Linked DNA regions of Mus musculus: all the other regions are linked to region 1. The links are chromatin loops, found by intact Hi-C in ENCODE. Cell type or tissue: left cerebral cortex. All regions are shown on one strand.

Region 1 (4,000 bases):
TATGTAGTATGGAGTGAACCATCACATAAAAGTTCTCAACAGATATCACTAGCAGACTTGCTTGTTCTTTTAAACAGATAGGAGAATAACTCTGTAGTCAAATATCACATTTGATCTCACATGTCAATGTCAGCTTTGGGTCTTCAGACCCAAATGTGTGGTTCATTTGAAAAATTCATAGAGACCAGGAAACTATTAAAGAACAATAGGGGAGAGGCTGTCAAGGAGGGGAGATAAAATGTAGTGATATAAAGACATAAAGAGGAGTAATGGAACAGGAAGGGTTAAATGGAGCAGGGTGTAGGAAGGCTAGGTAGTAGGATGAGTATGAGGAGGAATAATTAATTCTAAAGGTCTTTCAAAGAATTTATATGAAAACCTAGGACTGTAGAAGCTTCCTAAAATATATGCATATATAGTATACATACATATATACATACATAAAAAGATACGCTTCTTATATTGATAGCTATAGTTAAGTACTAGTCAATCCTCATCAGAAAACCTCCTCCTCCTCCTCCTCCTCCTTCTCCTTCTCCTTCTCCTTCTCCTCCTCCTCCTCCTCCTCTTCCTTCTCCTCCTTCTCCTCCTTCTCCTTCTTCTCCTTCATCTTAAATGTTTATTTTATTTATATGAGTACACTGTCTCTATCTTTAGACATGCCAGAAGAGGATATCAGATTCTATTACAGATGGTTGTGAGGCACCATGTGGTTGCTGGGAATTGAACTCAGGACTTCTGGAACAGCAGTCAGTGCTCCTAACCTCTGAGCCATCTCTCCAGCCCCAAAAGCTGCTTCTTGCAGCAAGACTTCAAGAGAGAATAAGACACTGAAAAGAGTTCTTCCTCAAATGGAACATCAATCTCACACCCCTGCCCCCAAGGCCCCCAAGGGATCATCAAGGACAGGATGAGAGGACTGAAAGATTTAAGAGACAGAGATGGGGTGACCATCAGGAAACAGTAGTTCCTAAACACAACAGTGCTGCTGCATGTGTGCTACCACTCATTGTGATGGTGTGCATAAGACCTGTGGAAGCTCAAGGCAGACAAAGTCCCAGATTATAATCAGGGGATGGGGATTTGCTACTGGGATTGCTACCTTCTGAGAGAGAGAGAGAGAGAGAGAGAGAGAGAGAGAGTTTTCTTTAGGGTATGAACTCTGGTAGACTAACCATGCTCTAAGGGTTGGTCCAAGATACAAAGGTATTTGAGTAATCCAGAAAAGGCTTTAAAAAGAAACAAGAAAAAGAGAGAGAAATAGAAAGCCAACTGTTGGGTGGGTGGGGAGGTGGTGGATCTGGGAAGAGTTGAGGGAGAAGAAAGGAAAATGATCAAAATGGCTGATATGAAATTCTCTTAAGAATTTTAACAAACATTTACTGAAAAGACTAAAGTGGAGAGCAACTGAAGAGAGATGCTATGTCCAGCATATGCGCATGCGCACCTAAACCCACACATATGCACACATGAGCACATACACACAAAAGGACAACAAGACCCCTTGGTGCTCTCTGCCTTTCAGAGTCTAGAGCCTGACCACTGAAGCTCCCCATAGCCTTGGCTGTAGTGTCTCTAAAGCCATCGTGTCATCTTCACTGTTCCTGCTGATTTTAAGGTCACTACACATCTGCCAGCCACCACGATTGCTTGCCCTTCTCTCTCTACCCAACAGACAAGTCCTTTTTCTAATTGTGTTAGGCCTCATCCTTCCTGCACAAAACACCCAGCAACGACAGCAGCATGCCTTCTTCAAGGCCACAGAGCCTCCAGGGGCCCAGTCTCCCTGTCTTTCCAACCATGCCTCCTTTCAGTAGCTTCCCTAACACAGCCCCAGCCTCCTGGCCTTGTTTCCTCTATGCTGAGTCTAACCCCTGTTCTCCATGACTTCCCTCCCTCCCTCCCTCCCCCAGCTGCACTTTAACTATCTGTCTCCTTCCACTAAAGTAAAAGCTCCTTATGGCCAGAGTCATCTATCCTATGCTGTCCACGTCATCCTATGCTCTGTCCACGTGTTCGGGACCAGTTCCTGGCACAAAACCTACTTTACTAAATGCTTATCAAGTAATAGGACCTCCTCTTCAGAAATACTAAATGCCAGGTGTTAGACATGGCTCACCTGGAAGGCACAATTTTCCCAAAACAAACAGCTTATCTCTTTGAAGGGAATATTTCAAACCACTCTGTGATAAGAATGTATCCCAAAGTAAAGGAATGACGCGTCACGGGCCAGGCCACGGGCCATTGGTCTTTCAGTCCTAGTGGATTAAGATCTTCCAGCATGATTTCAGCACCCAGATCTTCAGACTAAACCTAATGACTTATTTCCTTTCTCCAGACAATTGATAAACAGAAACTCCTGGTCAATTCTCAGTATCATTTACTCCATCTTTCATCTTTACAAACCTGTCGGTGTCATCTTAATGCAGTTATAGCTCCACTCTGTGGAAAAACATGGAAGGTAGGTTTAAAAATCCAACATCAGTGTGTTTCCTGAGTGAACACTGAGAAAAATCTACCAAACTATATGAGAATGGTCATCTATTAAACACACACACACACACACACACACACACACACAACAGAGAGAGAGAGAGAGAGAGAGAGAGAGAGAGAGTACACTGTCCAAGGCTATTGGATTCTTATTTAGGTAGGAAGTAAAATCTCTAAAAATTAAGTATGAAGCCAGGGTCCAATCTTTTTTATAATTTACCTGCTCTCTTTCCAAGCTTCCTTTTCTTATTTCCATCGGCTTAAAACGGCTTAAAGACATTCTGTTAGGTATTTCAACCCTGACAGTAGTTACTAAGCCATGCGTTTAAAGAATTCACAACCACAAAACACAAAGTTCATTCCGGTCAGACCTAGAAACGAAATAATTACAAGCAAATGATTTCCTATGCCTGGATGAGATTCGGCCATGGCAGCAAGCAGGGGCAGCAATGCCCTTTTCTGAAAAGAAAAAAAGGGGTGGGGGGCGAGAGAATGTTTTTCACTAGCCTATCTTGACCCTGGCCCAGGGAAAACGATCCATCACAAGGCTGCCAATAGCCAGGGATAATAGCAAATCAAGATCTCAGCACTGTCCAGCTGGCCCGGCTTCCTGATCAGGTGCAGAAGTGAATTCATGATCCCTTCCAGGAAAGCCCGGAAATATTTTAACCTGACTTTGAATGTGGCTGCCTTGAGATCGTGGGGCTACAAGCCGGCCGGCCACAGGCAAGCTGCATTTCTAAAGCGCAGAACCACTACTGTGGTCACAGCGGAGGCCTCCAACTGTTTCAAACCAGCTCCAAGGTGTGACTATTGGAAACAGTGTTCCCGTTCCCTCTGTAGCCTGCAAGAGTTTGAGGGTGAGCTCTGGTGTGCACCTGGTGTTTCACTGAACGCATTTAGAAAGCTTCAACGCCAAGAAACTAGAAACTTAGCCAAATTTATCTTTTGCCGGCCTGAGATAAAACCCCTTATCTCCACCCTCCTCAGGCTTCTGTCCCTCTTTAGGCCTCAAGCTCTTCTATCAAAACAGCCTTAAAAGCAGAGGTCTAAATTCCTTAGCTCTAAAAGAAATGTTTGTTGGAGCTTCAAGGATGACCTTTCCTCAAGGAGCTGTGTGGGCGGCAGAACTTGGAACTACAGCCTGTGCGAGAATCCGAAAGCGGGAGGTTCCTGCAACCTGCGAAACTGCACGGTATTGCAGCTGCCGGCTTGGCCCACGCTGTGGATGCAAATTCGTTTCAAAATGTCACACTGTAGACTCTTTCCTTGGGTAGGTCATAGTCCACAGATGATGTGTAAACAATTAATTTTCCCTTCAGGAACGTAAGTACAAGTACCTAAAAGGCAGGGTTAGTACAACTGACTGATCTCCCGTTTCACAAATAAATAAGAATTTATCGGCAGACATGGTCAAACCATGGTAAGCAGTAGATCAAAATGTGTGAGGTAGGGGCTGGAGAGATGGCTCAGCAGTTAAAGGCACTGACTGCTCTTCCAGAGGTCC
Region 2 (4,000 bases), 81 kb before region 1:
GTACTACTCAGCTATTCAAAACAATGAATTTATGAAATTCTTAGGAAAATGGATGGATTGGAGGATATCCTGAGTGAGGTAACCCAATCACAAAAGAACGCACATGATATGCACTCACTGATAAGTGGATATTAGCCCAGAAACTTAGAATGCCCTGTGCATTCTTGAAGCATCCAAAGGCACTGTCCATGCTTGGCCGATTTGGCAGCAGCTGAAATGAGATGGAACTTGCATCTAAAGGGTTTTCCTAGGACCAACGTGATAATATGAGAACCCATTCTGGTGCTGTGGTCACGCACAGTCTTTCTCATGCCCTGTCCCCATGATGGAAGAAACAGACATGTTGAAAAGACTCAGTGTCCGGGTAAATCTCACCAAGTTTGGTTTCATCGTTTTCATGAGTTTGCATTGGCTTCAGAGTCAGAATCATACTTAAAACTCCAGTTCTCCCTGCCCTCCTCTAGAAGATGCCTGCCTACCACGAACTCGACAGTGAGGGGACTCTAAAGATGGGTAAAGAAGAATGCATACTAGCCTGTTAAAGTGCTGGAGAGTGGCCTGCACATGTAGGTGCATGTAGGCATGTGTAGGTGCATGTAGAACACTTTTATCTTTGTGACTCTGCCATGTATTATGGTACAGAGGTATATGTGCATGGCTGTGGAAGTCAGAAACACCTAGAACACTGTGGGTCACGACCCCTTTGGAGAAGCCAAACACTTTTTGTGATGGTTGCCTTAGATAGCCAGAAAACACAGATATTAACATCACAGTTCATAACAGTAGCAAAACTGCAGTTACGAAGCAGCCACAAACATGCTTCTATGGTTGGGGGTCACCATGTAAGGAACATAAGGAACTGTATTAAAGGGCTGCAGCGTTAAGAAGGTTGAGAACCGCTGACCTTGAGGGATGAGTTGCTGGCCCTGAGACTTAGTGTCCCCAGCTGCTGAAAAAAGGATGATAATACCTTCTTCATAGGGAACAACGGGTGACTGTTAGCTGAACTGACCTGCAGTGGGGCTTTCCACAGGCCCTGACAAGCAGTCAGGTGATTTGTATTCTTCTGTAACTTGGCCATGACTCACTGTTTTCTCTGGATTTATCTCTGGAATTCCCCTTGAGGTGATTCGGACTTGTGGCTCACTACTTTCCGTGTACTTCCCCCACTAATAGAGAAACAAAGTTAAATTTAACATCAGGAGTTATCTTAAGAGGAAAATACATTCATTTAAAAAAAAAAAAAAGGACAACTCTGATGGTTTTGAGGAAAAAAAATCACCAAACACAGAGGGGGTTCAATGGAAGAGATGGGACACAACGCCCCCCTTCCCCACTGTGGCTCTTCAGCACCAAGTGGCAGTCTCACTACGCTGTGTCCCACTTCCAGACCAGTCCAGAGGCCTGAGAAGCTGGAAAGAGACAGGAAACTTGAGTTTTACGCTACTGACCCTCATTTGACATAGCAAGATGGCTCCCCACCCACACTCTCAGAATTGGAAACGTGAGCCTGAGGAGAGTCTATCGTCTTTGCAGAACACTGCCATCGAGACAGTAGACCTCACGTCTGGTAGCTTCTCTCTATCGACAGCACAGTTGTTTTATTTATTTATTTATTTATTTATATTCAAAGTAGATGCAAGCTCCTCCAGTGCCTCTCCCTAATGTGAGAAGACCTGATTGTCTACGATTCTTACACTCAGAGCAGAAGTGCTTGCTCTCTGTTTAGCAGTCTCCAAGTGGATGCGTGGACACATGTTATGTTCTTCTTTTCCTCCCCCAGCCACATAACTACGTGATCGTGACCTCCTCCTACTGGCCCCTTCCCCTACAAACAATGGTATCTGAGCCTCGGTCCAGTTCACACTGCCTTCGAATAGTCGTTGATTCCAGAAACTCTTAAGACATGGGAATATTCTCCTGGCTGACATCCTTTGAGCCTGGCCTAGGATACTTGAGTTCAAAGCATAGGTACAGAAAGACAGTTCAAGATGAGCCATTTTCAACAGGAGGTGGCAGTAGCAGCCAGGGATTGAGCACCCTTCCTGAGCCCTGCTCACGGGAGCCATCCAGCCATCCTGACCTGCAGTTTGGCATTCTAAAGCCAAAAGGCAGAACAAGCCTGAGGTCCCCCGCCCTCCATGAGCCCCGCAACTATTCCAAACCCCGAAATTGCACGAACACGAAAGCCAAACAAGCAAAGGAATGAGCTGTGAGGCTGTTCCTAAGTCTTACTGCAGAGGACAGAAGGAGCCCTCTCGTACATCAACTGATATGGCTTCAGAAGGGTCTTGAGGAAGGTTATGAGGAGGGTCAGCAGTACAGGCTGACTGGGAAAACAAGAACTCCAGAGCCAATCCACACCCTCGATGAGACTTAACAAGGAGACTCAGCCAAACCCTCTGACAGATTAGGGAATACGGAATCTTCTTCAGAAATTCTACGAAGGGTCCAAAAAAGATAATGGCCAGAAAAACTTGGTTTGTAAATTATGATATATAAACATACAAAGATATTTGATTTTGGCTCACTTGTTGAATTTGACCCTACAGCTCCAAATTTAGCAGACAGACTGACTGACACAAGACACAGAGACACATACACACTTTCTTTCCTTCTCTCTTTCTTGCTTTTTTTTTTTTTTTTTTTTGTCCCTGTTACAAGGCCAGAAGCAGTTGGAGTGTGGACCTATTATTTCTCTGATAATTATAATTTCCCAGAGAGTTAAGGCACACAAATTACTTTGTAATAGCTTTAAATTCTTTGCTTTGTCCTCGGTCTACAATTATGCACTCGCCCGTGCTCCCGTCATTGGTTGTCCTGATTTATGAAACCTCTGTTCTCTGATCTCAGTTTTTACCTCTGCCTCCTTTAAAATGTACAGAACGTGGCCGCAAGGTCACATTTCTCATCATCACAGAGTCCCGCTCTCAGGTGTAGTCATTACCGTCTTAATAAGGTGGGCAGTTAGGCCCTCAGTAGTCTATCTCATCCGCTAGATAATTGCTCGGCCTTCGCTGTAAAACCCCCATTTTGTGCCTCGCTCTGAGTCCAGAGTTGCCATGTTCAAACATCTATTGATTTGGTGCGTGTATTAATTAAAAACTTATTTCTCGCCAGGGATGTGATAGATGAACTGCCATGCATGAGAAAGGAACATGTAATTAATCTTACCCAGTTTCACTTGTTGCAGAAACAATGTCACCAGAAAGTTTCCTGGTAACTGCCGGGCTGTTAGCACAACCTTTTCAAAATCCAGGAACCAAACAGAGCTCAGCAGTAGACCTCTTGCTGAAGAGGTGTGAGGCCCTGGGTTCAATGCCTAGCACTGGAGGAAAAAAAAATCCTGAAATGAATGTATTCATTGTAGAATCAATTATTCATTGCAGGTAGATTTATGAGGCATGCAACCATACAAAAAGGTTTTATGTTCTTAATAGAGCAAAGATCTATAATTTCTTTTTGATCTACTTTTAAACCAGAGGGACTTTAATCCACATTTAGACATACCTAAATTCTTGTGCCTGAATGGCAAAGAGATATAGAAATTTCCAGAACATCCTTATTAGCGTGGGATCACTAACTGGGCCATAGGCTAAAGCCAAGGTTCAGTTTTATTATTTCTCTTGCTGCCTTGATCATCTTTCTGCACTCATTTGGCTTGAAGGCACAGACATTCCCTGTAGATTATCTCGACTTGGCCCTGGGTGTCTGCTACACATTTTCCTTCCTAATATGGTAGCAGGAGAGGCTCTTGGAGCTCCAGCGACTTTCCCTGGCCTTGTGGAATGTGGGGAGGAAAGAATCCCACAGAGATGAAAACATTCGAATTTGCATTGATAAAGAAAATGAAAGAAAACTGAAAAGAGGGTAGATCTCTTAAAACTTTCTTTTGTTTCCTTACTCTGGATGCGTAGCCATCTCCTAATATCTCCTGTTGGTCTGTGGAGGAATTAACATTGTTCATTTATTGACCATAACGTCAGTCATGAGCCCTGAA
Region 3 (4,000 bases), 68 kb before region 1:
ACTGGTGCCAATGGCTCTGAGACTTGATCGGAGCCTAGTAGATAACATTTATGGACCAGCATTCAGTAGTGGAGACATGTTAGAATCAACATGGAAGGGATAATTATAAAATATGAGATATTATGAAATATCTCATATAAAATATGAAATAATTTTTAAAATATGGGACCATATCACCATTTAACTAGTTCAGACTCTGTGGAGACAGTGGTTTTCAGAATTCCTCAAGATACAACAATATGAAGCTAGAGCAGATAATTACAGATAGACATACCAATGTCATTGGTGCCTCAAAAGCCAACATCTAGCACAAACCTTTGCCACTGGCTACTTTACTCATTTTGAATAAATATATAAAATCAATAGTAAGTTCTGCCTTTCTCCCTGCTGTGTGGACTAACAATTTCAGATTTTTAGTGCAGGGAATTGAACTCAGGGAACTACACTCCTAATCGTTCTTTGACTAAAAATTTATTTCTGCACACGACCCATCACAGAGATTATGTCAGGAAACTAGGAAGTTGAAGAAGTAAGGTGCAGTAAGAAGGAAGCCTGCATTCGCTAAGAAAAACACAAACAAACAAAAACCCTCCAATGAAAGTTTTCTGCAAAGGCCCATTAACCTACTTTGCTTTCTCCCCCCCCCCCTTCCCACACTCTCCACCCCCCCCCCCCCGACACACACACACACACAAGTAACCTGTGCCTATGAATCCACCAGGGATATGGCAAGCCCACATCACCAGAAGTAGGGCAAGTATGATCATATTGGCTATAGGAGCTGAATGCCTGATGCAGAAGTTCCAGATAATGAGACTCAATTACATATCCAAGCAGACTTCTGCAGCATCAGCTGCCGCGCTACTGAATATGGAAGATGCTGTGCTGTCGACCTGCAGCGGCTCATAACTGCAACCGATGCTGACTCCAGAGCGGCTCGGGTTTTTCTAATGAAACAGTTGGTGCATAAAACAGTCAGAATGTCATCAGCACCCGTCTCCCCACCTCGGCCAAAGGAGACGTAAAGGACACACCGCAGCATGCTGTGAGCTCCTGCCTCTCTCTGTTCCTATTCTGTGGTCAGAGGTAGCTATTACATAGGAAGTCTGAGAGTACCAACATGGCAAGGATGTGTGTAGCAAGAACCACTTGCAGATTTCTGCTTGTGATTGTGTTCAGAAAAGCTGGTGACACACAGACCCTGCATCCCAGGATCCCACTGGTGTGTAACTATCATAGATATGGAACTTTGCATAAGCAGAATATTCTTCACTTGTGTTTTCTCGGACAGCAGGAAATTGGAAACAACCCAGATACCATCCTCAGAACAATTTGAGTATTTATCCATCCTAAATAGCAATCGGATTACCAAAGTTATACTACACCTCTAGACTATAATATGGAGAGTTAAGTTGCAGATTTAGAATATGACGTCAATTTTTAAGTTTGAAAAAATAATAAGATACACAAGGGTTGTGGTGCCATAGATACAGTTGAAAGCATGTAAAACCAAAACCAAGCATGTATGCAATAAGACACTCATAGGAGTGACAAATTGTGAAAAGAGACTTGAGAACCACAGAGCCCTAGTCGAGGTAATATCGCAAGCAGAAATACGCACATGGTTCTTGTTACACACACCCTTGCCACATTGGTCCTCTCATACTTCCTAAGTCTTTGGCCTATTTTATTTTTCCCCCCTTAAAAAAAAAATCCTGAAGGGGGCAGCAAATCCAGATAATTGCTGCTTGCTATGCTGCATCCTGGCTCCTGGGTACCTTGCTTCTTTGCCTTTGACTGTCTCTAAGTCAGTTGCTCTGCCACCCACTGTGTCACCCCCATCAGCTTCTGGCTGTCTCTCAGGACTGATAAATATAATGCTATCTGGAATGTTCCCTGCTGCTCCTTCAATCCACATTCCTCACACATTTCTGCCTAATGGGAAGGGAGGGAAACAGAAGCAAGCCAGTCTTGAATTAAAATTCTTTTTTCCAGTTCAAAGTCGCATAAAGGAGACGAGATGTGAGTGGACAGCCACATCTTCCTCCATTCTGAAGCAACGGCACAAAAATCTAATTAGAAGGCATCTCACACAGACACAAAGGACACTTATGTAAATTGGAGGGATGCTGAAGGGGTGGGCTGAGCCACTGCAAAGGACCAGGGGTTCCTTTCTCTCTGTTGACATTTACTCCTTTCCTTCTTAGTCACATTGTTCCTGGTTCCCCAAGGGGAGGAAAACATGTTCATTTTTAGCACACCTTCTAGAATTTCTCTCCTTTCTATTAACCTGGAGTCTTGCCACGTTCAGATTCCACCGGGCAAAGCAGAATTCAAAGATGCATTTTTTGGGAAATGGAGTAATCATAAGGACTGTAAGTGACTGGGGGATCCTGTGGAAGAGTGGGAGAGAAGAAATGTAGGAGCCAGGGGCGCCGGGGACACCACAAGAAAACCTACAGAGTCAACTAACCTGGGCCCATTGGGGCTCACAGAGACTGAACTACCAACCAGGGAGCCAGGATGGGACTGACCTAGGCCCTCTGCGCATATGTTACAGCTGTGCAGCTTGGACTTCTTGTCGAACTCTTAACAGTGGGATCAGGGCTGTCTGACTGTTGCCTGTCTTTGGGACCCTTTCCTCCTACTGGGTTGCCTTGTCCAGCCTTAATAAGAGAGGAGGTGCCTAGTCTTTCTGCATCTTGATATGCCTTGGCTGGTTGAGATCCATGGGAGACCTGCCCTTTTCTGAAGAGAAAGAGATGAGGAGAGGGTGTGAGGGGAAGCCCCAACCCCCAGCCTACAAGTTGAGAAACACTGGCTTACAGAATATTTTCAAAACGAAGTTCCTTCTATGTCTTAGACTCTTTAATATATGGATGTGTTTCCCAAACCTCTCAGGTTTAACTCAGAATAGCTGGATCTCCAAGCTGAGAAGTTGTTTCCTCTAAGAACACCCAAAGGGTTTGCGTTCATAGGTTACACACCTTCTAGAAAATTCCAGGAGAGGCAGTCTAAGGTCATCCAGGACATGAGTCCTGATCACTGTGCCCAGAAATTCAGGAGACCCAAACTAGAGTATCCTTGGCTGAAGATCTGTGATGGACTCTCTCTCTGTCTTCGTATGTTTGGTGCAGATGGCTCTCATGTTGGATGTTGTGGAAACATATAGAGAGAATATCTTGTGTGTTGTATGGATACATTAGCTGTCAATTAAAAAGCCAATGGCTTAGGAGGAAATAAAAGGTGGGACATCCAGGAGGAGAAGGAATTCTGAGATAGAGCCAGGTGCAGAAGATCTGCCCAGGAAGATGTGAGTAGATGGGTGAATGGTATCTAAGCACAGGCAACAGACATGTGACAAAATGTAGATTAAAATAAACATGTTATCTAAGTTGTGATCTAGTCAGAGAAGAGTCTTAGCTATATGGCCAAGGTATTTGTAAATACATTTTGAGTCCGAGTCTTATTTCTGGGAGCATGGGGCTGGGAGGAAAAACCAGGACCTAATGACAAGGGAAACACTTGAAGCCACACTATAGTTTGTTTCTTCCAACATGACTTGTTTTTTGGTTTGCTTGTTTGTTTTGTTACTGCTTGCGTTTGGGTTTTGCTTTGTTTTGTTTTTGTTGGGTTTGTCTGCTTAAATGCCGGGGACATGTTTTCTACCACAGACATGTTTTCAATGTTAAACACATGTCATCAATATTTCCTCTGTACTTTTTAGTCAGTAGATGTGACGATTCTTTAATGAAATCTCATCACAAGCTACTGTCCTCCCTGTCCTGTTATCAGGGCCTCTTCTGACACGTCAGCTTTCCTCCTATGAGGAGACTTTGATGTCCCATCTGTCATCTGTTGCTTCTGTTGGTTGCCTTGTGTTTGAAGGCTAGTCTGTACTTTAGCCATTTTATGTGCAGCCATGTTTGCTGCGTCATCTTATAAAATTCATTCCATCCTAGCCATGTTTTCCTCACGTTCTTTAGTCCTGCAACCTTTC
Region 4 (4,000 bases), 1.2 Mb before region 1:
ACAAGCCTTTCTGTGTGTTGGTCAATTATTGTCACTGTATGTAATGAAACAGCCGTGAGAAACTTAGAGCAAGGGAAGAGTTATTCTTTCCTACACTTTCTTGAGAGCTCAGTCCGTGGTCATCTGGGCCCATTGGTGAAATGGTGGTGTAGAACATCACAGACACCAGAGGACATAGTGAAATGGAGATGTCCAGCATGGTAACTAGAAGTCAGAGAGAAAGAAAAGGGATGTTTTCAGAATCATAGGGCTATGCTTTAAAGAGATGTCTCAAGGACACTCTTCCATCAGAGCCTCCCTTTGAGTCTCCCACCTGGTATCAACACCTCAGCAGATGCATCAGTTGATGGTATTAGCAGTCCCTGGATAGAGTCAGTTCCTTGAAGCCTGCCCATTAGCATTTAACTGCATAATGAGTGAAGCCTTTGAGGAGTCATAGAACATAATATCTGAGATTTGCACATTTGCAGAAGTACCACCACTGCTCTCAAAGTCATTGGGTTCTTCAAATACCCCAAACGTGGAACTAAATGAACAGAGCCATCTCAGACGGTTCATTAAGTACTGGGGGGATTAGGATCTATTACTGAATTCCTTTATACCTTCATTTTGATTTCGAAACTTTAAAGTGAAGAAAATTGTGGGGCTGTGGTAAGAAGTCAAAGAAAATCTGTGTGGGTTTCTTTTTTTTTGTTTTGTTTTATTTGGGTTATGACACTAGGCATATATATGTTAGCACACATACCTAAAGTATACTTATTAATTATTAATTATAGCCCTTTTTCCAATGAAGATTTTGTGCACAAGTACGTACCCTCTCCCCAACAACACACATAAACTTTGTTTCAAAATTATTCCCAAATTATACATACAGTACAATGGGGTGTCTTAAACTCAAACATTCAAACACACACAGCCTTTAAATCCTGGATATTTTCTTGGAATTCAGCATTATTCGAATTGTGGTTACCTCACTTTTTATTGCTGCTCTGCTGAGTGACGTAGAAACTGAGCTGGAAAACCTGAGTCTTCTCTGAGCTGAAGGAGAAGGAGATGGTTGCTCATTTGTTCCTATCTGCATGTTTAATGTCTCCTGTGATCTTCCTTCTTTATATCTTCACATGAAAGCCTTGTAGTTGCTGCACTTTCCTTTCCAGCCAAAAGATAAAAGGACCCAGAGGTCTCTTGGGTACACCCTATGCTCTCTTTGGCTTTTCCTCAATGTTGACATGCCAGAAGTCCACACAAGTTCTTTGTTTTTGAAAAATAAAACAAAGGTGGGTAGGGGGGAAGTGGTTAGAAAATAAGGAGAAAGGATTCAGAAGAGGAGATAAAAGCATTTTGATGAAGTGTGGGAGTATTTTGTATATGATTGGAATCAAATTTACCAACTCTAAAATTAAATGGGATGCATTTTGACAATGTAAAATATAGTTGGTCAATATCTGTAATGAAATGTTCTCCTTTGAAAGATCTATGTGTTTATATATAATCTTTTCAGTTTCAATTATTTTTTTAAATAGTACTTGGAGAAATTTTTAATAATGGTCATTAAATTTCTACCTACATATTTTAATGCTCTTTTTGCTTTCAGAAGTGCAAAGGCATTATGAGATCAGTTCATATTTTCTTACAGCTAAGTGGTCAGGGGTGGGATTTTTCAGGAGTATTTAAGTAGAACATGATTCTAGGAAGTAGTGATGGGAAGAAACTCTTAAATAAATGACGGAGCACTAATCTAGAAAACGCAAAATTCAAGTGAAAGATGTTGATTTTTCTCCCTCAGTTTTTCACGGATGAATGATCTGTCATTCAGGATGCTTGCAGAAGTCGGACAAGAGAATATGCCTTATTATTTTGAAGTTTAAAGCAAATACACAAAGTCATTTAGGGAGTTGTTTAGAGGAGAGGTTTTACGTGGGAGGGTGATGTAAATGAAGAAGGAATATCAAGTGAAGATTGTGCTATGGGTAGCAATAAGGAATATAGAACTTTCTAAAAGAAATTGCTAATGAGGCATAAAATAATAAGTCTTTTGCTATAAAAAAATAGAGAGCCATATAATTGCTGCTTGGTTTTATGCTATGGCATTACAACGCAGAGGACATGTGGCCAGCAATCAATTACTCAAAAAGAAAAAAAAATAAACAATATCAAACAATAATCCATCAAAGGGAAAAAAAAAGCAAACTGTCTCCTCGTGTTTTTGGGTACCTCTTCATTTTACATTCTGTTCCTCTTCCCACACTTCAAGCCCTCCCTCAAGCTGCCAGCTGGAATATTGTGATTGAGAGCCGAGCACACAAACAATTACACTTTGTGGCATTTGATATAACAGACCCAGAAGGGTGGAAATGGATTTAGAAAAGAGTATGTGGCCAGCTGAAGCCACTTGGAAGGTTAGGTAAAAAAAGATCAGAAAACTGGCCTTGGCAGAGTCCTTTGTAATGTGTCTAGAGTCGAGATCCAAGAAAACCAGGATTCAATCTCTATAGAGTGGTAGTGCTGCCACAGTCTCATGGTCTAGATGGGGAGTCATCTCAGTGCCAGGTCTATCTGGCTTCAGGCATTGCTCTCATTTACCTACCTCAGTAAGAATGGCAAATGCTTAATACAACTTCATCAGTCCATCCACCTAAGAGTTGTATCCCATAAATTGGACTGAGAATCACAAAGTGCTTTCCAGAGGGCCTGTAAAAATCTCTATTTGTGCTGTGCACTGGTGGCCCAGGTGCTGGTGTGCTCTAGGCAGAGGCAAGTGGATCTCTGTTCTACAGAGAAAGTTCCAGGCCAACCAGGGTTACAGGGAGAAATCCTTTCTTGAAAATAAATAGATAGATAGATAGATAGATAGATAGATAGATAGATAGATAGATAGATAGATAGAAAGAAAGAAAGAAAGAAACAAAAACCTGTATTAGCACAGATGAGTGGCCCATGGCTTTGTCCTATTTCCAGCACTGCATTATATACCTTTTAAATGTTCTTCTGGTCTGAATTCTCTTGCTTCCTTGCATATACTATGCCAATATAAAAAAAAAATTGTTTTCTGAAAAAAATTGTTCCAATGATTCTGATTATTTTTTCTTTCCTTCCTACTTCTCTGGTCAGATCTTTCTTGGTTAGTTCCATTGCTTGCTCAACTTCACCTAACTGTAAATTAAATATTCCCAACATTCTCTCTCCTCTCCCTCTCCCTCTCTCCCATTCTCCTCTCCCTCTCCCCCTCTCCCTTTCTCCTCCCTCTCCCTCTCCCTCTCCCTTTCTCCTCTCCCTCTTCCCCCTCCCTCCCCCCTCCCCCTCCCCCTTCCTCTCTCCCTCCCCCTCCTCCTCCCCCTCTCCCTCTCCCTCTCTCTCTCCCTTTCCCTCTGTCTTTCTCTATGTCTTTCTCTTTCCCCACTGAGCACCATTGGCCATGTCCACTCTCCCCAGTCAGAGAGTGCCCTTCCAACCTACAGATGTGTTCCAGATCAAATTATATGTAGAAATGACAGATGTGGCCCTGAAAGGCATCAGAAGACAATCCTGCTCCATCCACCTCTACCCCATTCATCTTCCTGCCTTCTTAAACTCCCACAACTGTTTTGTTTCTGACTTTGTGCCTCACAGCTCCCCTAAAGCCCCCCTTCGTTCTATCTGTTCACATCATGGGAAATAGAAACTCTCTTCATAATTAAAATCTGCCTCAATTATAATTCTCCAGTGGTTTTTGTTGCTTTCTGCACTAAACCCAAAACACAACACTTCTCCTGTTCAGCATGACAGTGTCCCTTGGCTTCAACAATCTCAGGGTTCTCTTGGCTCATCTCCTTTCTGCACGACAAAACCCCAATTCTACATTTCCTTTCTGTGAACGCTGCATATGTCTATGTGGTCAACAGGAGAGGTTGTGTTATCTCACCAATCATTTCAGACTGTAAATTTCCCTTTACGTTATGTCCCTCTGTGTCTTTTTCACAAAGCTCACACTTAGAATTTGTCTTTGAACAATATATTCTCC
Region 5 (4,000 bases), 1.3 Mb before region 1:
AGTAATAATAAAGAAAAAGAAAAAGGGTTGTGGCTGACAAACTCCTGAAAATACAGGAGCTTACATGGGATCTGACACCTCCTTTGAATTCTAGAAGCATTGCGCTCAGGAGCATAAACCCACATGTATGTAAGCACATATGCACAGATAAATTGTTTTAAAAAATCAAAACAGAAAAATTTTAGGAACTATCCAGTTACATTCTTTTAAAATGTAGTTTGTGTCTGTCTGTGCGAATGTATATGCACACCTGTGTGCAGCAGTGTCCTGCAGATAGGTCAGAAGGTCAAGTGTTCTCCAACCCTCTCTGCCTAGTCCCTTGAGGTAGGATCTCTCCTTAGCTTACAGCTAACCGATAGGCCAGGAACGCCCAGGGATCTCCCTGCCTCCATCTCCAATCTAAACTACTCTTATTTAACTGCTCGGCTATCTCTTCAGCGCCCCTCCTTTTTTTTTTTTTTTTTTTTTGGCAATGCTAAGAATTGAATTCAGGACCTTCCAAGCCAATCTCTCAAATATTGGGCTATATCCTTAACCTTAAAACTTAGTTAAAGTACATTTTAACAACAGTATGGGACAATGTAGCTTAGTGTCAAACACTTGCCTTGTATGTGTGAGGCCCTGGTTTGATACCCGGTACTACAAGTAATGACATTAGTAATTGCGTCTGTGTCGGAAAATGTAGTAAGTTATGCAGGTGAAATGGGGAACGGGTTCTCTTCTTTGGAATCGTGTTTTCATAATTTATTTTGTTTGACATTTTACCGTAGTATTTAACAAGCGTACAAATTAAGTCTGATAAAAAAAAATTTTTTTGTCATTTTCTCAAATGCTTTTTACGTTTTACTTCTTCACGGTAGAACGAAATTGAAATATTGAAGGCTGAAAATGATCGGCTGAAGGCAGAGACTGGAAACACAGCTAAACCTGCCAGGCCCCCTTCTGATTCCTCAAGCACAGCCTCTTCTTCTTCTTCACGCCAGTCCTTAGGGCTTTCACTCAACAACCTGAACATCACAGAGTCTGTTACCTCAGGTAAGTCAGTGCGCATGTGCATGGGTGGGTGGATGCACGCGCGCGCGTGCGTGCATTCATGCATGTGTGCCTACATGCATACCTGTGTGCTTGTGTGCCTGTGTGTGTGTGTGTGTGTGCCTGCGTGCCTCTGTGTGTGTATGTGTGTGTGTGTGCGCATGTGTGTGCATGTGTGTTGTGAGTGTGACATGTATTTGTTCAGATCCCCACAAGTTTATTCTTTACTCCCCTAATGGCTACTAGAGGGCATCCTGAGATCAGGAAAACCTTACCTGTCTTCAAAATCCTCTCACCAGTGCTCAGATATAGCTAAAATGTATCCTAGAAAGTCATTTATTTTGTTTGTTTATTTAGCTCAATAGTTCTGGGGAGACAGGGTGTGGCCTGGAACTAGCTATATAGGCCATCTAAACTTGAATACTCAATGCTGTACCTGCCTCTGCCTCCCAAGTTCTGGGACTTTTTTTAATAGTTATACACCAACATTCTCTAATACAGAATCTTAGAGACATAGTTTTCTTATCAGTGTTCAAAAAAAATCACAGTGAAGTACTTCTGATTATGAATAGGATGAATGGGAATAAATACTCTCTGTGGTGACTGGTGTTCATGAATATAACAATAATAACTCCGTGCCAGTTAATAGAGTTTTCCTTGTACAGAGCCAATTTCTAAATTTGACTGCACTAGCCTTCACGATGTCAGCCAGAGAGCTGCTGTATCAACCATTCTGTAGCTCTATTAAATTTTCAACAAAGGGAAAAAAGAAAAAAAAAAAAAAAAAAAAAAAACGCTGGATTCTCTCGTTGTAGTCAGCATACAAATGATAGGACAGGGGTACACTTCTGATCTGATTTCAAGTAGAATCATATGACATAATTTCATCTTCATATCTGAGGTGTAACTCAATTATAAGGTACAACTCTTCCTGGGACATTCAATCATCGACATAAAATTTCCTTTAGGACTTGTTTACATGGTATCTGCGGTAATTGCATAGCACAACCACCAGAGGACACCGGAAACCAATGTTATACACATTCCTGGGTAGCTAGACAACACTGTCAGAAACAAGATACCTAACCATTTCCCCCAAATCGCACCAAGATGCACAAGGATAAGAGGGTGAGAAGGAATATTAAAAAAAAAGCGATATTAAATACTCTAAAATTGATTATAATTTTATTAAATTGCATCTTCAAATAAAGTCAGAATACTTAAAATTCTGTTTTGACAGCCTTTCATGTTATAGAAGAAGTACAATAAAAGTACTTTCCTTCACGATCTATCCAGAAAAACAATGAACAGTTCCAATTATTCAGACAAACAATGCTTTTAACCATTTGGGACAGTAGCTTATTGTTCCACTAAAGAAATTACAGAGACTTCATGACTTGAGATTGTATTCTCCTGAGAATTGTTACCTCGGGTGATATGGAAGGACATGGAGTGAGAGACGCTATCCTACTGCAAAGAGGAGGGTTTTAATATTGAGCACATAGAGAAAGAAGTAATATTATAGATAGCAAAACTTATGAACCATGTAAAATGGTGTTTTTAAAGACATTCTTTCGGTAGTCTCCCAAGGTAGGTAGTTTCCACCCCATTTTACACAGGAGTAAACCAAGTCTTAGGAACATGACTGTAGTCATATCTGTCAACATAAATAACGTATCCAGCAAGCGGAAGAAGAGGTTTTCAAGCCCAGATCTGGATGGATCACTCACTGGCTGGAGGTTTTACTAAGTTTTGCCTTAATTATCTATCTCTATAAAGCCAACGCCATTGCTCATTTGTTTAACGGTGTGGGCTTACTCCATGTTGTCAGGAGAAGTTTTTGTATTTTAAGCTTTTCAGAGCTAGTATGTCATGGAGCGGAATGACAGGCATGTGGGAACAGCAACCGAGGTACATCTGATTGGAAGGACAGCTACCTACTCAGCATCATTGCAGAGGACTCTGTACTCTCTCCTTGGTCTTTCCCTTCTCTCTGTCATGAGCACATTCTTAGAACTTCCTGATTCATTTTAGTAGGTGTGGCTTTAGTCTCAAGTGTTTATGTAGGTATCCCACGAGCCCAAACAGATAACCTGAATTCACTATGTTTTACCTCGCCTTCCCAATTTCCCTGTCTCTTCTTCACACATGCTGGGATTACAGGCATGTGCCATTATGCCAACATCATAGCCAGATCTTAAAATATGGCCTTTCCACTATTTTTGTTGTTGTGGTGGTGGTTGTTGACTGAACCAATTTTTCCTGGCCTTTTGCTTGCCTAGAGCTTGTCACTCTTTGGTCTTATGCCCAGTGCCACCTCCTGAAGGAAGCTCTATCAATCTAGGACTTTCTCCTGTCAGACTCTCTCTATTTCACTGCCCCATTCATTTCCAGCACATCCTGAAACCACTTTGTTGAGGACATACATCCAGAGAAGAAAAGAAGTTTATTTTTTCTACTTTGATATGCATCTCAATATTCAGATTACTTCCTTTTTATTCAAAGTGTTTACTTGATATTTATGAATATTTATGAGTAGCTGAGCAAGAGACTGAAGAGGAGCTTTAGTTATGAGTTATAAGAAGTTTAAATATGAGAAACCAATGGTGTGCTCCTCTAAACCGCCAAAACTTGGAACAAGTAAATTTAAGAAACAGTTTTATGAAGCTAGTATTTATATGGGATAATTCGATATATATGTGCATTCTATAACTACCAGCTCAAGTTGATGAACACTGCTGTTTCTTCAAATGCCAATAATTTATATCCTTTGAGAATTTCATTCTATTCCAGTCATTCTAAAAGACATCATAGATTATAAAGTCCTTTATTTATCCTTTTTATTGCTAAAGAATAATTAGCAATAATTCTACAACATTTTATTCTTAAGAGACTGGAAAAAGAGAAAAAGATTGACAATATCACCCCGGAAGTTTGTTAAATTAAGACACCGTCAATAAGACAAAAA
Region 6 (4,000 bases), 270 kb before region 1:
TGTGGCTTTATACCTTTACTAGAGAAGGAGCATAAGATGAGTTGTTTAAACTTTCAAAGCCTGGATTGAGCAATGCACTCATGAGAGAAGCTGGTATGAGAACAGTGGTACTGAGCTGGTGTCCCCTGTCCCCAGCTGTGTGGCCCTCACCTAGGCAGCCTATTGTTAGAGAGATTGTAACGCAAGTAGATGAATGTGGGCATTTGGATAACTTTTGTCTGACATCATCACCAGATGCTCAACTTAAATGTGTATTCTGGAGACACAGCTTTGAGAAAAAAAATCACCCTAATATGTCCAATTTTTGAGCTAGGAAGAATTAGGTAGAATTGTAAAAATCCATTTTAATTCATTTTTCCACTTAAACAATTCTATCTAAGCATAGAAGCACAGGTGTAAAAGTGTAAGTTATACCTTAGTGGCCTTTTATTATAATATATATCTATATACATATTAATTATATAATATATATTTTATTATATAGATAGATAGATAATATATTTTATTGTAGTATATATATCTATATACATATATAGATATATATGGAATGTGCTCACCACAAGTCAACCTTGCATATTTATAAACAGCAGCTTACTTAAATGACAGATTATAGTTGTTGGAGGGATACCGAAAGGAAATTAAATGCCTCTTTGTTTACTCTTCACCTATAAATGGATATTTTAAATTATCTGGATCGGATGTTTTTAGGAAATCCTGTTCTGAATGATGAAGTCTCCACTTCCATGGCACACTTTTAAGATTTAATGTATATGCGGATGATTCTAGGGTCATATTTTACAGAACCACCATCCCACCCTTCCGATAGCCACTTGAAGTAAAATTTCCTCAAAGTGGCCAGCAAAACAAATGGTCACATTCCATGTTGGCTACAGCTTTGTACTGATAAAGGAGTGATCTGGATCTCTCATCAGCTGACATCCTTACTAGAGATAAAATTCAGATGCATAAGGAGCAGTAGCCTGTTACGGTGTTAAATAAATTTAGGCTGAAGAGAGATCCCCGTTAGTTAGTTAGTTAGTTAGTTAGTTAGTTAGTTAGTTAGTTAGTTAGTTAGTTAGTTAGTGTTCAAATTCTAGTACCATGTAAGCCAAGAAGGGGATGCACACTTGTAATACCAGCCCTGAGGAGGTGGGGCTGTGTGAAACTCCAGAGTAAGCCTGGACTAACCACCAAGTTCTAGAAAAATTCTTGCCATAAAAAGTAAGGTGGACAACTTCTGTGAAAAAGAATCAAACCTGAACTCTGGCCTCCATATGTGCACACTAATGCATGTTTACCCACATATGTGCATACATACACAAGCATACTTGTATATGTAAATTTTAATAAATCATTAAAAAAATTATAGTAGCAACTGTTTACACACAGCATAGGCTAAGTATGTCAAACAACATTAAATAAAACTGATCTAAAAGATCCATGTTTGGAGTTAGGATGGTTGGCTCAGCAGTTAAGAATGCATATTGTTCTTACAGAGGACCCAAGTTTGGTTCCCAGCACCTATGTCAGGCAGCTTATAACTCCCTGTACCTTCAGTTCTAGGGGATATGCTGTCCTCTTCTGGCCTCCACATGCACCTGCACTCATGTGTACATACCTGCAGATCTGTATACATAATGATAAATGAAAGTTTTAAAAAGCTCATGATTGCATGCTGACTCCATCTCACCAAGTCACTTATTATTTTAGTGATTAGGCTTGTAAAAGAGAAGCTAACTACATGTATCTATCCCTTTAAGGAGGTCCTGGGTTTCCATTAATAAGCATTTTTTTTTAAATGCAAGGGATGTGCCTGCCTCTCTACAGTCTTTGCCATTTGGGTCAACGTAAGTATGAATGCAATCCCATGCACATGAGGTAGTGGTGTGTTCTGTCTTGCATCATTTTTGTCCTTGGAGTATGTGTTGCTGTTGCAGCAGTGTTGTTATTACATCGTCTTTCTTTACTTACCAAGGTCAGGCAATCGCTGCCATCTCCCCTGAAAACACAGAGTTTTCCTTCTGGGCAGGAATCTCCCTATACTCAAATCTTCTAACTATTCCCTCAAGTTTTCTTGCAAGAAATTTTCTGAAATTCCCTGATTTTTCTTCTCTTCTAAGAACAATTTTTAGCTTAGAATTCAGTGAGTCAATTATAGACATTAAAAGTTCCTCTTGCTATCTTCACATCCCACGTGTTTGCATTTTAATTATGCCTTCTGCACATGAACTATTACTCTGCATTTTTTTCTTACCGAAAATCAAGAATGTGAGAAACCTAACTTCGATTTCTTCATTATTTGGGACTTTCTTTTAGTAAGACATAGGAACCCCAATGGAGGAGTTAGAGAAAGGACTGAAGGAGGTGAAGGGGTTTGCAACCCCATAGGAAGAACAACAATATCAACCAACCAGACCCCCACCCCCAGAGCTCCCAGGGGAGTTCCACCAACCAAAGACTACACATGGAGGGACCCATGGCTCCAGCTGCATATGTAGCAGAGGATGGCCTTGTCTGGTATCAGTGGGATGGGAGGCCCTTGGTCCTATGAAGGCTCGATGACCCAGGGTAAGGGAATGCTAGGGCACGAGACAGGAGTGTGTGGGTGGGTAGGGAATCACCCTCATAGAAGCAGGGGTCAGGAGTTATAGGATGGGGGTTTTTGGAGGGGAAACCAGGAAGGGGGATAACATTTGAAATGTAAATATGTGTGTGTGTGTGTGTGTGTGTGTGTGTGTGTGTGTGTGTGCGCATGTGTATGCGTGTGTGTGCATGTGTGTGTATGTGTGTGTGTGTGCATGTGTGTGTATGTGTGTATATGTGTGTGTGTATGTGTGTGTGTGTATGTGTGTGTGTGTATGTGTGTGTGTGCCTATGCATGTGTGTGTACGTGTGTGTGTGTGTGTGTGTGTGTGTGTGTGTGTGTGTGTGTGCCTATGCATGTGTGTGTGCGTGTGTGTGTGTGTAAAGATTGGGATTAACATGAATTCATTACCATTCCTGGGTATAGAAAAGAAAGAAAACTTCCACAACTTTTCATTCAAGAAAAATGAAATAATTTTGGGTTGTCTGTCACAGTAGCTGTGAATATCTCTGAATAGCTGAATGATCCCTCGTGGGTTAAATATCCAATCAGAAGTCAGGTTGGACTGAGACCCTCAGCCCCTGGTTTCTCACCTATCAGCTGCAAGTACTTTCTACCAGATTTCTCTTGAAGCTACAGGTTGTTCTATTCTAGGCAGTGGACAACTAAGAACTAAGATCCTCTTTCCTTACAAATGAATAATTAGTGACTGTCAACCTCACGTTTTTCTCAGCCTGTGCAAAAGACATAAATGATCATGTGAAAAGATACCACAGGCCTGTTCATTCGGAGCTTATACTGATTCCTGAAGGCATTGAATGTAAATATTATTCGTTTTCATCTTTAAAAGATTATCTAGTCTGGCCTCACCAAAACATTACTTAACAGTCGTGTTCATTACAAATCCCTTCTGAGTGTTTTGCTAATTAGATACAAGAAAAATATTTCCCTTCTAAACATTATTTTGTTTATAATTGCTTTTAGGGTTTTATTGGGTTTTTTTTCCCTCACCCCCTCACAGCACAAGGTATCTCAAACCTCAAGGAGCTGCCATCTGGCTGGTTTTATATAACTATGGAAGTGCATTCAAGTGGCAATATTCCTGTGATGAATTCAAATAAATACATTGGACAGAGCCCAGGAACTACACCCAAAATAGCTTTTCTTAAAAGTCATTGGGCATAACAGTGGGAAGACTGGGAGGTCGTGCGTTGCAGCTTTGGGAACACTCGAGGATCAGTCTCCCTTTATCCTGAAGTCCAACTGTTTGGCATATATCCAGAGGAAAGGGAATCAGTATTTTTTATTAGATATTTTCTTCATTCACATTTCAAATGCTATCCCAAAAGTCCCCTATACCCTCCTCCCAACCTGCTCCTCTTCCTACTCACTCCCCACTTCTTGGTCCTGGCATTC
Region 7 (4,000 bases), 1.0 Mb before region 1:
AAGACTGGACAAAGCCATTAAGACTACCAGACAAGGGGAGCCAGCCAACTGGGATACATTAGATTACGGATGCTGCCTTTCTACTGAAGCCAATTGTTTTATTTCTCCTTAAGGGAGTCACTATTAAATCGGGCAAGAGGGTGATTGAAAGAGCACAAAAAGAAAGTAAACAAAAGATCAGAGTTTCCAGGCTAAAAGGAGACATAGTGTTGAGAACTTTTTATTTGTCTGCAGCCAGAATGGATGTAACTAGAACCCAGGGGCCTACTAAATGTTTGTCATGGCACAGGATTGCTAAACATACTGTGGGCCAGGCTTCAACAAGTCTTCCATGGCCTACTCTTTGTGAACTTGCACCAGGAAAGAGCCTGCCAACACTCCGCAGCTTCCAATTGAGTAGTGTTCTTCAAAATCTGTTTCTTCTGAGACCATGGAGATAAGAATCCTATAAAAACACACTGAAAGGCAAGGCACACATTCATAGGATTGTGGCCAAGGATTTATATTCCCGATTATATATTCAAGAGACTTCATGTTGCTTGACATAAGGGCTTACTCTTGGGCAGTGCCAATGACTTCAGTCTACTCTTTTGTCTTTTCTTCTTTTTACATAGTTGTGTTGTCTAATGTTTCTTTCTGGTCCCTCATTGTGCTCTGTATTAGGTTGGCCAGTCAGAGACAAACACTTGATTAGATGGACACCAAGAAACCTTGGCTGTTTCCTACACCTTGGGATAAGGCACTTGGGGATTCCATTTTTTTAGAGGGTATTTGGGACTTCCAAATTTCAGTGCAAGTCACGATGACTTCATTCTAGCTTATATAATAAAATTATTAAATCTTTTAGAATAAAAAGGTTGTAACAGTGATAGATAGGTCCATAAATGAATGATGCCAGGTATGATGGCACTCCTGTAGAAGATAGAATTGAGAGATTCATGCGAACCTGAGTTCAAGCCTACCCTGTGCTACATAGCAAATTCAAGGCCAGCTTCGCCTATCTACATAAGATACTATCAGTCTTCAATAACTAAGGGCTGTGGATATAGCTCAGTGGTAGAGGCCACAGAAGCTCAAGGATCTGGGTTGGATTCCTAGCATTAAACAAGAAAAGGGATGTTATTATTTGCATTACAGCAAGTGTATTAAATTAGCAGCAAAGAAAAGTACTCATCCTAAAAACTACTTGTCCACATGTTATTGATTATTTTGGAAAGCTCTGGCTTCTTTCTATCTCCCAAATAACACAGTGATTTGTTGCTTTACTAAGCAGAGGTCAAATTAATGTGAATAGGATTTCATGCCTTACAGTGATATTTACTTATCGACTATTCTTTCTCCAACTTCCTTCTGTGCATTGTGAAAGAAATGTAAAAAAAAAAAAAAAAAAAAAAAAAAAAAGACTAAAGGAATACACTGAACTCTAAAGAAAGAACAAAAATCAATTGGTTCTACTTGCTTTTCCACCGTAATGTCTTATTTATTTGCCTTCCACCAAAGGAATGTGTATATTAGAATCTCCATCCCCATGCTGGTGTTGACTCACTTGTATGTCTGTTTTTCTTCTGCCAGACTGGGTGAAATGCTGTTATAAGGAAGGGAAACACTTAGGTTGTATTGATGGAAACTGGATTTTGCAGAGAAAATGAAAGATATACTGTTCCAAATGAGAGACTTGTGACCCTTACTGTATTGCTAACAGCTCCTTTGCCAGTGAAGATTGTAGAGATATCAGATAGTCCATTTTGCCTTTTCACAATGACTCTCAATGGTAAAGGAGTGCGCTGGAATTTTTTTTAAGCTGATATCCTAACTTAAAGGAAATAAACAGTCAACAATAAAAGAAAAGTGATCTGTCATCATGACAGAACCCTATTTGGAAAGTAAGGTCTATGTACGTACGTGCGTTCGTGCGTGCATGCGTGCACGCGCGCGCGTGTGTGTGTGGGTGTATGTGTGTGTGGGTGTTAATTTGTTGAAATGACCCACAGTCTTGTATAGGCTTTCATACTGCACCTTACAAACAGTCCTATTGCTTCTGGAGTCTTCTGACTCCTGGAATCCTGCCCTCTGTTTCAGCTGACAGAAAATGCATTGTTAAAGTTTTATCCCCCAGATGGCAGCACTGCATTCTGTGTTTAGAAGGTTCTGGTCTAGTTAGTGTTTGTGAGAAAGGCGATGTAGGCGATGCAGGCTATGCAGACTTGTCTCTGACACATCTAATGTTATGGTTCTTTTTTGTGGAGGACATATACCCCAGTTCTAACGAAACAAGACTTGTGTAATCAGAGACAAATAATCCATACTACAGTGAACAGAACAGCAGTCTACTGCTACTCATAGAGCAAGGCCTCTAATTAACAGCAATGAATCCAGGGATTTGAAGTGAGCGAATATAATTCTCGGAGTTCTTTTAAAAGATCAGAGAAAGAAATGACCTCTGTTTTTAATTTTTATTTTTAGATGCAATTTTATAGGACTTTGAAAATATTTCCAAAGTGGAAGAATATTCAGTAACTGTTGACAAATTATTTTCTATAAGATACAAATGAAATGAACTGCAGACGATGGATAATAATAGGGGTGCTAAGGGTTGCTTCTGAGACACATAAAAATGAACAGCGTAGTTTCCTGGTGTGAGCATGAAGAGAAACCAGTGAGGAGATCACATCACTGCCTATGAAGCAAATCTAGCAGAACCATTTAGACTAAAACACCATCTACTTAGGTGAATGATGGTCAAAGAAATTGGAATGACACCTTAAATCTCCCCTACATGCCAGACAAACTATAGATTTAATATACTAATACACAAATGTATATTATTTACATGGAGGGATTAATTGTTTTTAATGAAATCAATGTACTGGAAGTAAAAAGAGGAAAATAAAGATTTTCATGGAAATATGAAAGATTTTGTTCTGACAGGTTTTAGAATACATACAGTTTCATGCTCTGAGAAACTCTTTATTTTCCAGTCTAATAAAATCTTTTCTTTCCTTGTCCCATTTTCACATCTGGAAAGAAAAATGATTCATATCATAGAGACATTTTAATTCAAAATGCAGAGTTTGGGTTATTTTATTTGATCTGATGTTGACAAATAGGCTGGCCACTTGTGCACAGGTAGACATATGAGTACTCCATTGTGATATAAAATATGTATTCTTCTACAGTTATTGTTATAGCACTGCCACCAACCAGTTCCGTTAAAATGTGTCTATGCACTATGACCCATAGGTCCTTACTGCTTGGGAGACAAAGACAATTAAGAAGTACTTGATTTCAGTGAGTGAATACTATTGTTGTCAAGATCAACTGAATTGACAATTGGCAACAGAATTTGTTAAAGGTAGAATGGGAATGACAGTAGGCTCTGAAGTCAAGGACATAGGATGAAAGTCATGACACTAGTTCCTAATATTTCTGTGGTTTTAAGCAGATCTTTCTGTGTGTCTTTGCAAAATAGATGGTGTGGTGGTTTAAAAGAAAACAAACCCCATGGGGCCCATAGGGTGTGGCACTATTAGAAGGAGTAGCCTTGTTGGGACAGGTGTGGCCTTGTTAGAGGAACAACTAGGGGTGGGATTTGAGATTTCAGAAGATCAAACTATGTCCAGTGTCATTCTCATTCTGCTGCTGCCAATCTGGAATAGAACTCTTAGCTACTTCTCTAGCACCATGTCTGCCTGCATGCTACCATGCCATGACAATAAAAGGTTAAATCCCTGAGCTGTAAGCCAGCCCCAGTGAAATGTTTTTCTTTATAAGAGTTATCATGGTCATGGTGTTTCTTCACAGCAATAGGTAGATAGGAACAGGAATATGTACCTATAGATTCTTTAAAAATATAATCAGCTTCATGAGAGAAGTTCTTGGCATATTGCAGATTCATTAAGGCATAACAAAGCAAAACAGTGAAAATACTAGGACTCAGAAATGGAAAAATTCAATAAAAGAAGAAACACTGGAGATAGCCTTTAAAAATCCCTTTTAAAGT

The links. Hi-C counts contacts between places; a loop is a spot of excess contacts. Peaks named below come from ENCODE experiments on the same cell type or tissue, not always from the same donor. Only the 100,000 strongest peaks of a DNase experiment are listed, where the experiment ranks them.
Region 2: a loop joins it to region 1, with 4 times the contacts of the local background. A loop is called at or near these places in 18 of 42 quality-filtered maps.
Region 3: a loop joins it to region 1, with 2.6 times the contacts of the local background. A loop is called at or near these places in 17 of 42 quality-filtered maps.
Region 4: a loop joins it to region 1, with 3 times the contacts of the local background. A loop is called at or near these places in 2 of 42 quality-filtered maps.
Region 5: it touches region 1 in a loop (5-fold over the local background); 2 of 42 quality-filtered maps call a loop at or near these places.
Region 6: a loop joins it to region 1, with 6 times the contacts of the local background. A loop is called at or near these places in 2 of 42 quality-filtered maps.
Region 7: a loop joins it to region 1, with 7 times the contacts of the local background. A loop is called at or near these places in 3 of 42 quality-filtered maps.

The regions. Positions count from the first base shown.
Region 1 is chr10:108,454,510-108,458,509 of GRCm38, reverse strand. It overlaps Gm36601 (a long non-coding RNA gene), which reads right to left and starts at 2,754. Exons shown (of 3, transcript XR_003949034.1): 1 at 2,714-2,754. In left cerebral cortex, CTCF peaks have their summits at 2,443 and 3,860; DNase peaks (open chromatin) are centred at 895, 1,304, 2,406 and 3,631; H3K27ac peaks cover 3,533 bases.
Region 2 is chr10:108,535,849-108,539,848 of GRCm38, reverse strand. All of the region lies in intron 9 of Syt1 (synaptotagmin I), which reads left to right. Among named protein-coding and RNA genes, the nearest start is that of Gm36601, 82 kb to the right of the region's middle. In left cerebral cortex, a CTCF peak has its summit at 2,009 (motif pointing right); a DNase peak (open chromatin) is centred at 1,972; H3K27ac peaks cover 922 bases.
Region 3 is chr10:108,522,607-108,526,606 of GRCm38, reverse strand. The region is part of intron 9 of Syt1 (synaptotagmin I); the gene reads left to right. Among named protein-coding and RNA genes, the nearest start is that of Gm36601, 69 kb to the right of the region's middle. In left cerebral cortex, a CTCF peak has its summit at 1,720 (motif pointing right); DNase peaks (open chromatin) are centred at 895 and 1,816; H3K27ac peaks cover 851 bases.
Region 4 is chr10:109,698,475-109,702,474 of GRCm38, reverse strand. All of the region lies in intron 32 of Nav3 (neuron navigator 3), which reads left to right. Among named protein-coding and RNA genes, the nearest start is that of Gm40757, 100 kb to the right of the region's middle. In left cerebral cortex, no CTCF peak of the experiment used is centred here; a DNase peak (open chromatin) is centred at 2,366; H3K27ac peaks cover 379 bases.
Region 5 is chr10:109,711,268-109,715,267 of GRCm38, reverse strand. It overlaps Nav3 (neuron navigator 3), which reads left to right. Exons shown (of 38, transcript NM_001368815.1): 28 at 861-1,035. Among named protein-coding and RNA genes, the nearest start is that of Gm40757, 120 kb to the right of the region's middle. In left cerebral cortex, a CTCF peak has its summit at 2,043 (motif pointing right); a DNase peak (open chromatin) is centred at 2,052; H3K27ac peaks cover 732 bases.
Region 6 is chr10:108,724,775-108,728,774 of GRCm38, reverse strand. All of the region lies in intron 3 of Syt1 (synaptotagmin I), which reads left to right. Among named protein-coding and RNA genes, the nearest start is that of Gm5136, 27 kb to the right of the region's middle. In left cerebral cortex, a CTCF peak has its summit at 1,601 (motif pointing left); DNase peaks (open chromatin) are centred at 1,917, 2,172, 3,298 and 3,679; H3K27ac peaks cover 2,917 bases.
Region 7 is chr10:109,494,473-109,498,472 of GRCm38, reverse strand. No RefSeq gene overlaps it. Among named protein-coding and RNA genes, the nearest start is that of Gm40757, 100 kb to the left of the region's middle. In left cerebral cortex, a CTCF peak has its summit at 2,115 (motif pointing right); a DNase peak (open chromatin) is centred at 2,123; H3K27ac peaks cover 680 bases.